2 separate regions of the Homo sapiens genome follow, and region 1 is linked to region 2. Evidence: chromatin loops called from intact Hi-C (ENCODE). Cell type or tissue: IMR-90. All regions are shown on one strand. Each heading gives the region's core, and the rest is flanking DNA. Links, peaks and the distances in the headings are about the cores only.

Evidence for each region. Hi-C counts contacts between places; a loop is a spot of excess contacts. Peaks named below come from ENCODE experiments on the same cell type or tissue, not always from the same donor. Only the 100,000 strongest peaks of a DNase experiment are listed, where the experiment ranks them.
Region 1: a loop joins it to region 2, with 2.9 times the contacts of the local background. A loop is called at or near these places in 2 of 110 quality-filtered maps.

What each region holds. Positions count from the first base shown.
Region 1 is chr11:79,085,186-79,090,558 of GRCh38, forward strand. All of the region lies in intron 4 of TENM4 (teneurin transmembrane protein 4), which reads right to left. Among named protein-coding and RNA genes, the nearest start is that of TENM4-AS1, 5.4 kb to the right of the region's middle. RefSeq lists an enhancer at 1,887-2,609. In IMR-90, for the core only: a CTCF peak has its summit at 3,064 (motif pointing left); a DNase peak (open chromatin) is centred at 2,206; H3K27ac peaks cover 1,058 bases.
Region 2 is chr11:78,958,593-78,963,965 of GRCh38, forward strand. The region is part of intron 6 of TENM4 (teneurin transmembrane protein 4); the gene reads right to left. Among named protein-coding and RNA genes, the nearest start is that of TENM4-AS1, 130 kb to the right of the region's middle. In IMR-90, for the core only: a CTCF peak has its summit at 2,777 (motif pointing left); no DNase peak of the experiment used is centred there.

The DNA.
Region 1 (5,373 bases), core at 266-5,265, 130 kb after region 2:
CATGGTGAAACCCCCTCTTTACTAAAAATACAAAAAAAAAAATTAGCGGGGTGTGGTGGCGGGCACCTGTAGTTCCAGCTACTCAGGAGGCTGAGGCAGGAGAATGGCGTGAACCCGGGAGGCGGAGCTTGCAGTAAGCTGAGATCGCGCCACTGCACTCCAGCCTGGGCGAAAGAGCGAGACTCTGTCTCAAAAAAAAAAAAGGGGGGTTTTTTTTTTGGGTCAGGCTTTTTTGAGTCAGGCAGACCTTGATTTGAACCCTGAATCTCTTACATACTTCTCGTACAACTTTGGATGATAAACTCTCTAAGCCTCAATTTCCTTATCTGTAAAATGGGGATAGTATATACCACCTTACAGGGTTGTCTTGAGGCTCAAATGAGGTGATGCATAGAAAGGCTCAATCCTATGCTTGGCACTTAATAAAGACTCAGTCAATAGGTGTAAATGTTGCCTTGTTATCCAGGAGAAGTATTTATTTGCCTTCCCCTGATTCAGTCCTCACTCACGTTGTCTCCATCCTGGCCATTCTTCTCTGAAAAAGTTTCTTTTGGCTAATGTAAAACACCAAGGTTGAAAATTGAAGTCAGATGCAGTCTTATTACCTGAAACTGCTCTGCATATACCCATAACCCCACACTTTACATGCTGTTTTGGCCAATTGCTTGCCACTTATTTCCTGTGTAATGTCACTTTTCCTTAATAAGGTAGCAAGCTGCTCAGATTCATATTGACCGACCAATTCTTAAACATCTACTATGTACAGTCACCAATATTCATACAAACACCACAAGCACAGCATCCTGTATTTATTACTAAGTCACCAGAACGACTCTGGAAGTGAGGCATGATGGTAGACTGCCATACTAATGGCTCCCAAGGAATCATACCTCCCTGTTTCCAAACTCTTGTGTAGTCCCCCACACTAACTCTGGGGTTGGCCACATGACTTGCATTGGCCAGTGGGCCAAGCGGATATTAGCAAACTTGAATCAGAGGCATGAAAAACACTTGAGCCTTTGGGATTGCCTTCTCCCCCTGCTTTTGGAAAACAGCTGTCATATAAAGAGGCCCAGGCTAGCCTACTTGTTGCTGGAGCCACAGGGCTGAGCCAACCAACACCCGGTAGATTATAGCCACACAGGTGAACCCAGGGGAGACTAGCTGAACCACCTAGCTTTGCCCAGCCCAAATAACTGACTCTTGGAAACAGGAACCAACATGCAGTCATTTTAAGCCACTGCATTTTAGGGTGATATGTTATATAGCAAAGGCTGGCTGACATAGGTATTTTTATAATTCCCATATTACTGGGGAGGAAACTGAGGATCAGATCATTAAGGTATTTTAAAAATAAGAGGAACTGGGTCAGGTCTGGTGGCTCATGCCTGTAATCCCAGCACTTTGGGAGGCTGAGGCGGGCAGATCACTTGAGGTCAGGAGTTTAAGACCAGCCTGGCCAACATGGTGAAACCTCATCTCTACTAAAAATAGAAAAATTAGCTGGGTGTGGTGGCTTATGCCTGTAGTCCCAGCTGCTTGGGAAGCTGAGGCAGTGGGATCGCTTGAACCTGAAAGGCGGAGGTTGCAGTGAGCCAGGATCATTCCATTGCACTCCAGCCTGGGTGACAGAGCAAGACTCTGTCTCGCAAAAAAAAAAAAAAAAAAGGAAATATTACGAGGGTAATAAGGATAATGCTGCCTAGTGTTTAAATAGTACTTTAGAACTTATACATTTCTAACACATTTTAATGTGATTTAATCTACCATTCTGTACCTTTTTTTGATAACTTACCAAAATTATATTTAAGTAGTTGCTTAATTATATGCTCTAAGCTCTACAGAGTTGGGAACTGTGTCTCTCTTGTTCGGCATAAAACCCAAGCTTCTGTCCTTGCAAATGTAGGCACTTAATAAATAATGGCTAATTGAACAAATGAACAAATGTTTCTGAGTAGCTATGATCCTGTATTAAATAAAGAACTGAAGCTTAGAGAGGCAAAGTGCCTTGTTTCCAAGTCACACAGCTAGCAAAAAGCAGGAACCAGGACTCAGATAAAGCCCAATTCTTTTGACTCTGAGTGCAGAGGTATGTCCTTAAATTTTCCATGCATTCCGAGGGTGAGACAGACAAGGAAATGATTAACTACCCCCCAGTTAGAAGGGAATGTCGTTGGATGAATTCCATATGTTTGAGGAATGCCAGTCCCCATGCTGAGAGGATTCTGATCAAACCAAGCTCCCCGCTGGAGCAGAAACATGCTGCATGGGAATCCTATTGCTTGGGATCAGAGATCGCTGTTAGCACAAGTCCTGCATGAACTTGTACCATCCAGCCTCAAATCCCTACAAGGCTTCCAAATCAAACAAAAAACCATCTAACAAACACAGAAGCGCTGAAAAGATCTGTCCTCGGCCCTGGGCCCAGTCGCATGTTCCTTAGTGAGGGATCGAGGGATGTTAGCTCTGAGCTCTGCATTCTCCTGTTTCAGATGCCCCCTTCCCTTTACAAGGTCCTTCCTGCAGCTCACTGTACAGAGGTGACATTCTCAGAATGTCCTTAATCACTCTGCACTGGGGGTGAAGGAGGGGCCCCTGACTCTAGCTGAGGAGGCCCTGTTTGCCTTCCTAGCAGTCACCAGGGTATACAGGACAAATGCTGTGCTCCTCTACAGCCTCCAGGCTGCACACGCACTACAGTGGGCTCTTGTGGGCTGAGCAGAGCCTCCCTCAGCAACTGTGGCTGCCTCTCTACCTTCCAGGAGGGCCCCAGGCTGTTCTTTCCGTGGGGAAGCTCTGGCCCTTGGCCCCGCAGCTGGCTAATGTTACACCTGGGTCACTGGAGTCTGGCTTCCCAGGGCCCGATCCTCACTTTGTTCTCTTGATTGTAGTTCTAAATTTGTTTTCATTAAGACACTCTGCCTGTCACTCCATCGGTTCTGCTTTTATGGGTCTTTAATCTCAGTTGTGAAATGTACCAGTCTTGGAGGCTCCTCCAGCTGGAGTGGGGCTGCTTGCTCTCTCCAGGGCTGAAACCCAGAGGGTGATGGTATCTAGGGCCCAGCCTGGCCTCTGCTGGCCGGCAATGGTCCAGATTGTCTAGTATGGTGTTTCTAATGGAAAGCTCCTTCACATCTCATGTCACTGAGACCCTGTATTGCGGGGAGACAGGGAGGGTGAAGGTCATCACCATCTGAACCTCACAGAGGAAGACATTCCTGTTAGAAAGAAAGGGGTGCATAGCAGCCCAGACATTGGCTCTGCAGTCAGGAAGCCAAGGTTCGACTCCCAGCTCTGTGCGCCCCAGCTGTGTGCCAGGCACAATTCACTTAACCTCTTTATTCCTCTATATCATCTTTGAAGTGGAGATAATTGACCTACCCAATAGGGTTGTTGGGGGGACTGAGTGAGTTAGAAGGAGCTTAGAACAGGCTTCGCACTTGGCTGTTTATTATGACTACTATTGCTAAGTATTATCAAGTATTTAATACTTCACTCCGGCCCAGATGCAGTTCTGGATTTCTCCGGCCCATTCACACTATTGCATTAAGACGAATGTTCCTGTTCAGCATTATTTGTTTATTCAGTCATCACTGAACAAATATGTACTAGAAACCTACTATAGGCCCCATCTGTGCTGGGATTGAAGGTGACAAGGGTTTGGTTCTTGTCCTAGAAAGACAGAGCAGGCACCAGTTTTGAGCAGGTATGTTGCAGTTTGAATCTCAGCCCTGCATAGCCATCCCAGGCCTCACTTTCCTCATCTGTAAGATGGTCAGTTGTTTATATCCCTGCCATCCTGCCTCTCCTGCAGACCCACATGGTCATCTGGGGGTCTGGAGCGGGAAAATGTGATGGAGCCTTCCCAGACAAAGCCCTGGTCTTCCTCCAGCTCTGGCCAGCAGGGAGGAGAGGAGAGCAATCCTTGAAACAATTACCTTGGGTCACTGTGCAGGCCTGTGCTCTCTGGGAAACCTGAACCACCTTCAAAGGGAGGGTTTTAATTGGCTTAGACTCTGTGCCTGCTCCAAGGGAGCATCACAAAGGGGATTAGCCCCCAAGAGGGCCAGGCCCCACAACAGGCTAGATGGCTGGAAACTGGCCCTTTTTGCCTCGACCTTCCCAAGTTGTGCCTGCTTTGGCCTGCTAGCTTCCTTCTCCTCCCATTCCACGAGCGCAAGGAAAGGGTGTTCAAGTCAGAGCCTGGTGCTAAACAGGAAACAGGAAGGGCCCAGAGAATGATTTTTAGCATAATCTAAAAGAAAGAGTCTGGGCTTATAATTTGGTCTATAGCAAGTAATTGGATCTACCTCACCAGAGGGAAGTGCCCAGTCCTTACCTGGACCTGGCACTTCATGATGTACACAGCACTGCCAATCACACTGCCCCAGCTAACCCAAAGAAGCAGGTTTCATATCCTCATCCCAATGGTTCAGTGAGCGAATAGCAAGTAGTATCCTTGCTACTTAATGTTTGGCCCACAGACTAGTAGCATTCCAATGGCCGCAGGCAAGAGTGTGGGGTCTGGCTCAAGAGAGCTGACTTTGAGACCTGGCTTTGTGATGCTAGACGAATGACACTAATACACCAATAACAAGTACACACAGTGGTTCTCATTTGCTGGGCTCCCACTAGGTGTCTGGTGATATTTGTGTGCTGTTGTGTTGCCATTTTATAGAAACTGAGAATCACAGAGGGCAAGGATTTGCTCTACATCACAGCACTTCTTAAGGGAGCTGAGATTCAAAGCCCCACACAGAGAGCCTCCATTTTTTTAGCTATATCATGGAGGTGATAAAGGTCAGCTACATTTAGATGGAAATGTCACAGGGGCAGGCAGATGTGGCTTTGAAGCTGTGAAGCACTATACAAATATATGTTTTTCTTGTTGAGGAAATTAAGCCTGCACCAGGAGAAGTGACTTGTCCAAGGTCACCTAGCTGGCAAGGAGCAGAGCTCGGACTCTACTACAGTGTTCTGATGCCCAATGTCCCTTCCACAAGGCTGCAGCTGCCGTCTGCAAGAGGATTTCCCTGGTGCAGGACAAGGGCTATGAATCTGCAGGAGCAATCAGGCTGATGTTATTTAAATACTTGGCTATTTGAAAAATATAACAACAGGCAGTTGAGAATAAATGCCAAACCTCTAATTGGTTACAAACACCACCTGAGGGCACAGATATTTGTCAGCGTGACTGATGCTTCCTGCTTAAATGCAACATGCAGACACCCGTGCAGAAGAAAGGCAGGTGGCGAGCTGCCTATGGCAGCAAGTGAAGAGGGCTGCACTGTTGAGAAGGCATGGCTTGCATCTGGCAACTCATTCGTTCTGCATTGCATTCCACTGAAGGGAGAGTTGTTACACTCCTGTTAC
Region 2 (5,373 bases), core at 65-5,064:
TTACATGGGGATTTTAGCAGGGCAGCTCTGAGGCCTACCAGATCTGGGATGGCAGCTCAGGCTGGAGTTGACACAGCTGTGGGCAGAGGGCCTCTGGGGTGATGCTGGAGAGTCCAGCGCAAGCTCCCGGGAAGGCTGGCTCCAACAGCCTCAGCTCCCACCATAGGAAACTGTCTCATTTTCACCCTTTAGGAGCCAAAGAGGCATTCTTTGTAATTTAAAATATAATCTGAATGCAGTCCCAGCTGGCCCTAAAGCAACTGCTCTGTTGAGGGTGGTCTCCAAGGTCTCAAATTGGTGGAAGGAGATGGGGGTGTGGAGATAGGGAAGAGAGATAGAAAAGTTTTATCAGCTTCAACTTTTTTAAATACCACAACAACCTTGGAAGGTTTTCTCCCATTTCACAGATGGAGCAACCAATGCTTTCAGAGGTTGGAAACATTGCCTAGAGTTGCACATCTGGGATCCAATTTCAGGCTTGTCTCTAGAGCAATGGCTATAGCTCTCTGCTACACTGTGGTCCTTAAGCATTGCTTGCTCATTGGTTCATTCACTCACTCATTCAATGAGCACTAAATTAAAAGTCTCTGAAAAACCATGCACCAAACTGTTAAACGTAGTTATATCTCGGAGGAAGGATTATAAGAGAACTTAACATTTTACCTTTCCATATTATTTGAATGTTAACAAGCATTGCTACTTTTATAATTGGCAGAAACAATAAAGATAATTCCATTAAAATAATTTCACATTTTTTCCATGAAAAAAATCAAATTAAAAACCATAAAAGCATTTATTAGGCCTGCTACATCTACGTACCAGGGCCCTCTAATCTTCACTCACTAGTGCTGAGTCCACACCAGTACCAGCATGTCCTTTGGCTCATAGAAGATCCCTGGTTTTGGGTTTCAGGAGAGAGGAAGGCAGTAGGCAGGGTCCAGATGGCAGAGACTCATTGAGCTCTCTCATGATCCCAACCCCAGAGGAACAGACCAGTAAGGACCCAGACTCTTCCTTCAGGCATGAGACATGCTTATTACCAACTTTTAGAGTGACATTCAGAGCAAGGGCCTGGGGAAGGGATCCAAAGTGACAAGGTCCCCTGGGGTGCAGGAGCATGGAGGAGCAGCAATGAGCAGACAGCTGCAGGCTAAAGTCCCCCATCTCCTTCCCTGCACATCAATAATGCAATAATGTCATCAATTTGCCTTAGAACTCGCAACAAAGTGATTGCTCTTGTTCACTAATTTGCAAAGGAAGAGATTAAGGACTTTAATCTCTTGCCTTCTCTTCTACGTGTAAGGCTTACTCAGAAATGAACAAAGAACATCATTACACATATACACACACACACATATATATATATTTCCCCCCTACCCCATAAGCTTAAGAAGGCTACTGGCAGGAATAACTTGTGACACTCCTAAAATCAGGGTACCTTAGAAATTGCTCCATCACTGGCAAAATGGGGAAACTGAGGCTTAGAAAGACAGTGATTTGCCAAGGATAAATAGCCAGTGAGCCACAAAGCTGGGTCTGGAACCAGGTCTCCTTGCTCCCAGCCCAGGGTTCCTGTGTTTCTGTGCATCATTTGAAACACAGGCAGCTAAAAGGCATAGAGGAGTAGGGACATTGAACCACCAAGAAAACAAGCCCACCCCAGGGAGCACTGAGAAAAAAGGAGGAGGTTTGGGTCTTGGTCATGGAGAATGCAGGGTGTAAAATCCTGTCAGAAGAGAATCATCAAGGACAAAGATCTCTCTGATTTCCAAAGACAGTGGAAGCGGGGAGGTCCTAGCTAGAAAAGGAGGGTAGGTAATGACCGCCCTTCATTGTCATTTGGTGGGGGAACTCAAGCCAGTTCTCAGAAGAGCTCAGGTGACTTTCACCACATGGCCTTCCATACCCTTCCAAGGTTCACACCTATTTACAGCCCAGGCTCTCAGGTTTAAAAGAGCTGGGGCAGGCTTCCCTTGTCCCCACCTCAAGTTCTTTGTCCATGTGTTCCCTCTGCCCAGAACACCCTTGGTAATCTCTGTCTGGCACACCTCACTAATTTCTTCAAGTCCTGTAAGTGCCTCCTTTAGGAGGCATTTCCTAATTCTCTTAGGCAGAGTAGAGGCTTCTTCCTCAGTCACAGAACATACTAGGTTCCTACCGCCTTTGCCACCTTCGGCTATAATGATGTACTCCCAAGAGAAAAGATGGCATCTGACATTTCTTGGAGCATCCCCAAGTGCCAAGCAGTGTGCTGGGAGCTTTCACAGACAGGCTGTCTGTAAATCCCCTAGAGGCAGGTGGAGGGGACCAGGCAATGACTAACAGTTACCACACTCCTTCTGTGTTCCAGGCACTGTGATGGGTGCTCATCATGAGGTGGGCACTACAATGGCCACTTGACCCTTGAAGAAATAAGCCTGGAGAGGCAATGTGACTTATCTAATGTCCCACAGCAATAAAGCTTGTATGTAATTCAAAGCTGTTTGGTTCCAGAGCCCATAGACTGTCTTATCCCTCTTTGAACCTCTGCCTCCTTTTTCAGAATCTGGCCTGGAATTTAGTACCACACAAGCACTTATAAATAAATGTTTGCCAAATCAACACAAAACCTACAGTGTTATTTGTGGGGAAACAGTTTCATTTCCTCTCTTCTCCAAACATCAGGAAATCCTGGGGCTATTAAGGTGATCCTAGGTTACCTCATGTACATCCTGCCCCACCTCTTAGAGGTTTGAATTCCTTCCTGGGTTTCCTTGCAAAGAAGCTGACTGGCCTCTGCTGGACAGAGAGGGCAAGCACCTTGGCTCAAGTCTAACAGCACCTGATCAGGGGATACAAGCTGGTCACCCTGGAGCTCTTCTGCCATACCCCACCTCCCACCTTAAGAACACCAGGACAGAGCTCAGAATAAGAGAGCTTGCAGATCCATGCTTAAACCCAGTGGCTCTCTCTGCAGCCGGCATTTAGCCCTGCAGCTGGCTGGGGCTTCAGGGCCGCCTGTCTCCAGGCTCTGTGAAACTGGAGAACTTTTAAAGCCAGCGCTGTTTTATGGGTAATGGGGTAATCCTTCTCAGTTTTTCCAGTGAAAATGGGGACACTAAAATACTGAGTCTCTGGGCATGGTTGTGACAGTGCCTGGCACAGTCCCTGGCACAGAGTAGGTAGTTGGTTGGTGTTGCCTATGTCTTAACCTTTTTTTTTTTTTTCTGTCTGTGTCAATCTTTGTCTCTACCTTTACCTGTCTGGGCCTTCACCTGATGTTTCCTTCTCGTGATGTCTGTCTGTGCATCTTTGTCGGTACATCTGCCTGTCCGATGTCTCTCATGGGGGTTGGGGACAGAAGCAGCCCTCCAACTCTTGCACACTCCAGCGGCGCCGCGGGGCAAGAGCGGGGCTGCCTGAGCCCGCGGAGCCACGTCAGGCCCCCAGCTCCCCCGGATCCCACCACGCACCAGGCCCCTCCGCCCGGCAAGTGGCCCAAGCAGGCATCCGCAACGGAAGGACAATTTTAAAAACAAACCCTCAAAAGTAGGAAGAGAGAGGGACTTACCGTTCGCCGCGACCCCCAGGCTGGCGGAGCCACTTTTAACTAAGAATGAATTAGGGACAAACTCTTCCTCAGAGTCTGAGTCCGGGGTTGGCTGGGCCACACCGTTGCCTAGCAACCGCCTCTGGCTCTCATTGGCCGGAGGGGAGGGGGGCGGGGAGGGGGACTGCTCAATAGGGGTTGATGAAGCAGGATGAACAATGCAAGGGAGCACCTGCGAACCACAAAGACAAACACAGACAGAAAAAATAATGAAAATTGATTTTGAGGCACACGGGGAGGGGGAGGGAGCAAAATAAAACACTCATCAACGGGAAGGGGGGGCTCCCAACACGGGGCGATCTACTGCACACGTGGGCCGGGGGCGGGGCTGATGCCTCCACAGAGAAAGTTGCTGCAAACTCCTTCTGAAGAGCTGGGGCCTCAGTGCAGGCTGGCAAAGAGGGAATCTCGGAAGCACACGGAAAGCCTTTTCTGTTCTGCCTGTTCTTTAAGACATACCTGAAAACCCGGGGTCTAGTCCTGACGGGGCTAGGTGATCTATCAAACAGCTGCCCCTCTCTGGCCTCAGTGGCCTCGCTGATAAAAGCAGCAGTGGGGACTGGGTGATCCCTGAGCCCCTATAAGCTGGCCATTCTGTGATGTCACCGAACTGATATGATGTTCCTATTACTGAGATTTTATTCCGACCTGCCTGGAACAGGCCCTAGGCCTCGTAAAAAGGTAGAGAGAGCTGGAGAGAATGATTCAAGGCTTCACCTTTGGCAGTCTAGGATTTCAACACAGCAATGTTTCATTTTTCTAAGAATCTCACATTTTATGATTCTTAAATTCTGACATTCTCTGGAACCTGCCTAAAAGCAAGACCCTTAGGAAATTTTGTTCATGTCTTTATATTCAGAATCTAACATAATGCCTGGCACATAGTAGGCATTGTAGAAGTATTTGTTGACTAGCTTAATTCTAGGGGGTCTCACATACTAGGATTCTTAAGTTCTGATGTTCAAAGATTAGAACATGCTATAATTTTAGGACACTCACATTCTGTGAGTTCCAAGATGTTGTAAATCAGTCAGTCTGACCCCAAGTTTCTATCATGCCACGGTTCTAAAACCCCAGCTTTCTATAGTTCTATGAGCAAACTCCCAACTCTTCAGAAGGAGGAGGCGATGGCTTGGGACAAGAACTTTGAGCTCAGACAATTTGCAGTCTTATCTGTGGCTGACCTTTCAACATGTGCAGTACATCGTCTATAAGAGAGCTAACATAAGCACAGACATATAAAAGTATACAGTACAAGACAATGCAACCACTTACAGCAAGGGCTGCTCATTTTCTCCCACCTTGAGTGACAGAAGGTTTATAACATAGTCATATCCATCCAGCTTTTCAAACAGACTGAACCTTAGGAAAAATAATGCAGACCCAGTGGGCCATCTTAAGGTTCAGCGGGGCTCTAAGGGGGAGGTGGCACAGAGAGCGGCTGATTATTTGCAGGGTAGGGTGGGAAGCTTTTTGTGGTCTGTCCACACAAGAGCAGCCCACTTGGTTCACAGTCACCAATTCCTATAGGATTTGGCAGGTTCCATGACTTTTTTTTTTTTTTTTTTGAGACAGAGTCTCACTCTGTCACCCAGGCTGGAGTGCAGTGGCACAATCTTGGCTCACTGCAACCTCTGCCTCCCAGGTCCAAGTGATTCTCCTGCCTCAGCCTCACAAGTAGCTGGGATTACAGGTGCCTGCCACCTGCCTATTTTTTTTTTCTTTTTTTGTATTTTTAGTTGAGATGGGGTTTCACTATGTTGGCCAGGCTGGTCTCGAACTCC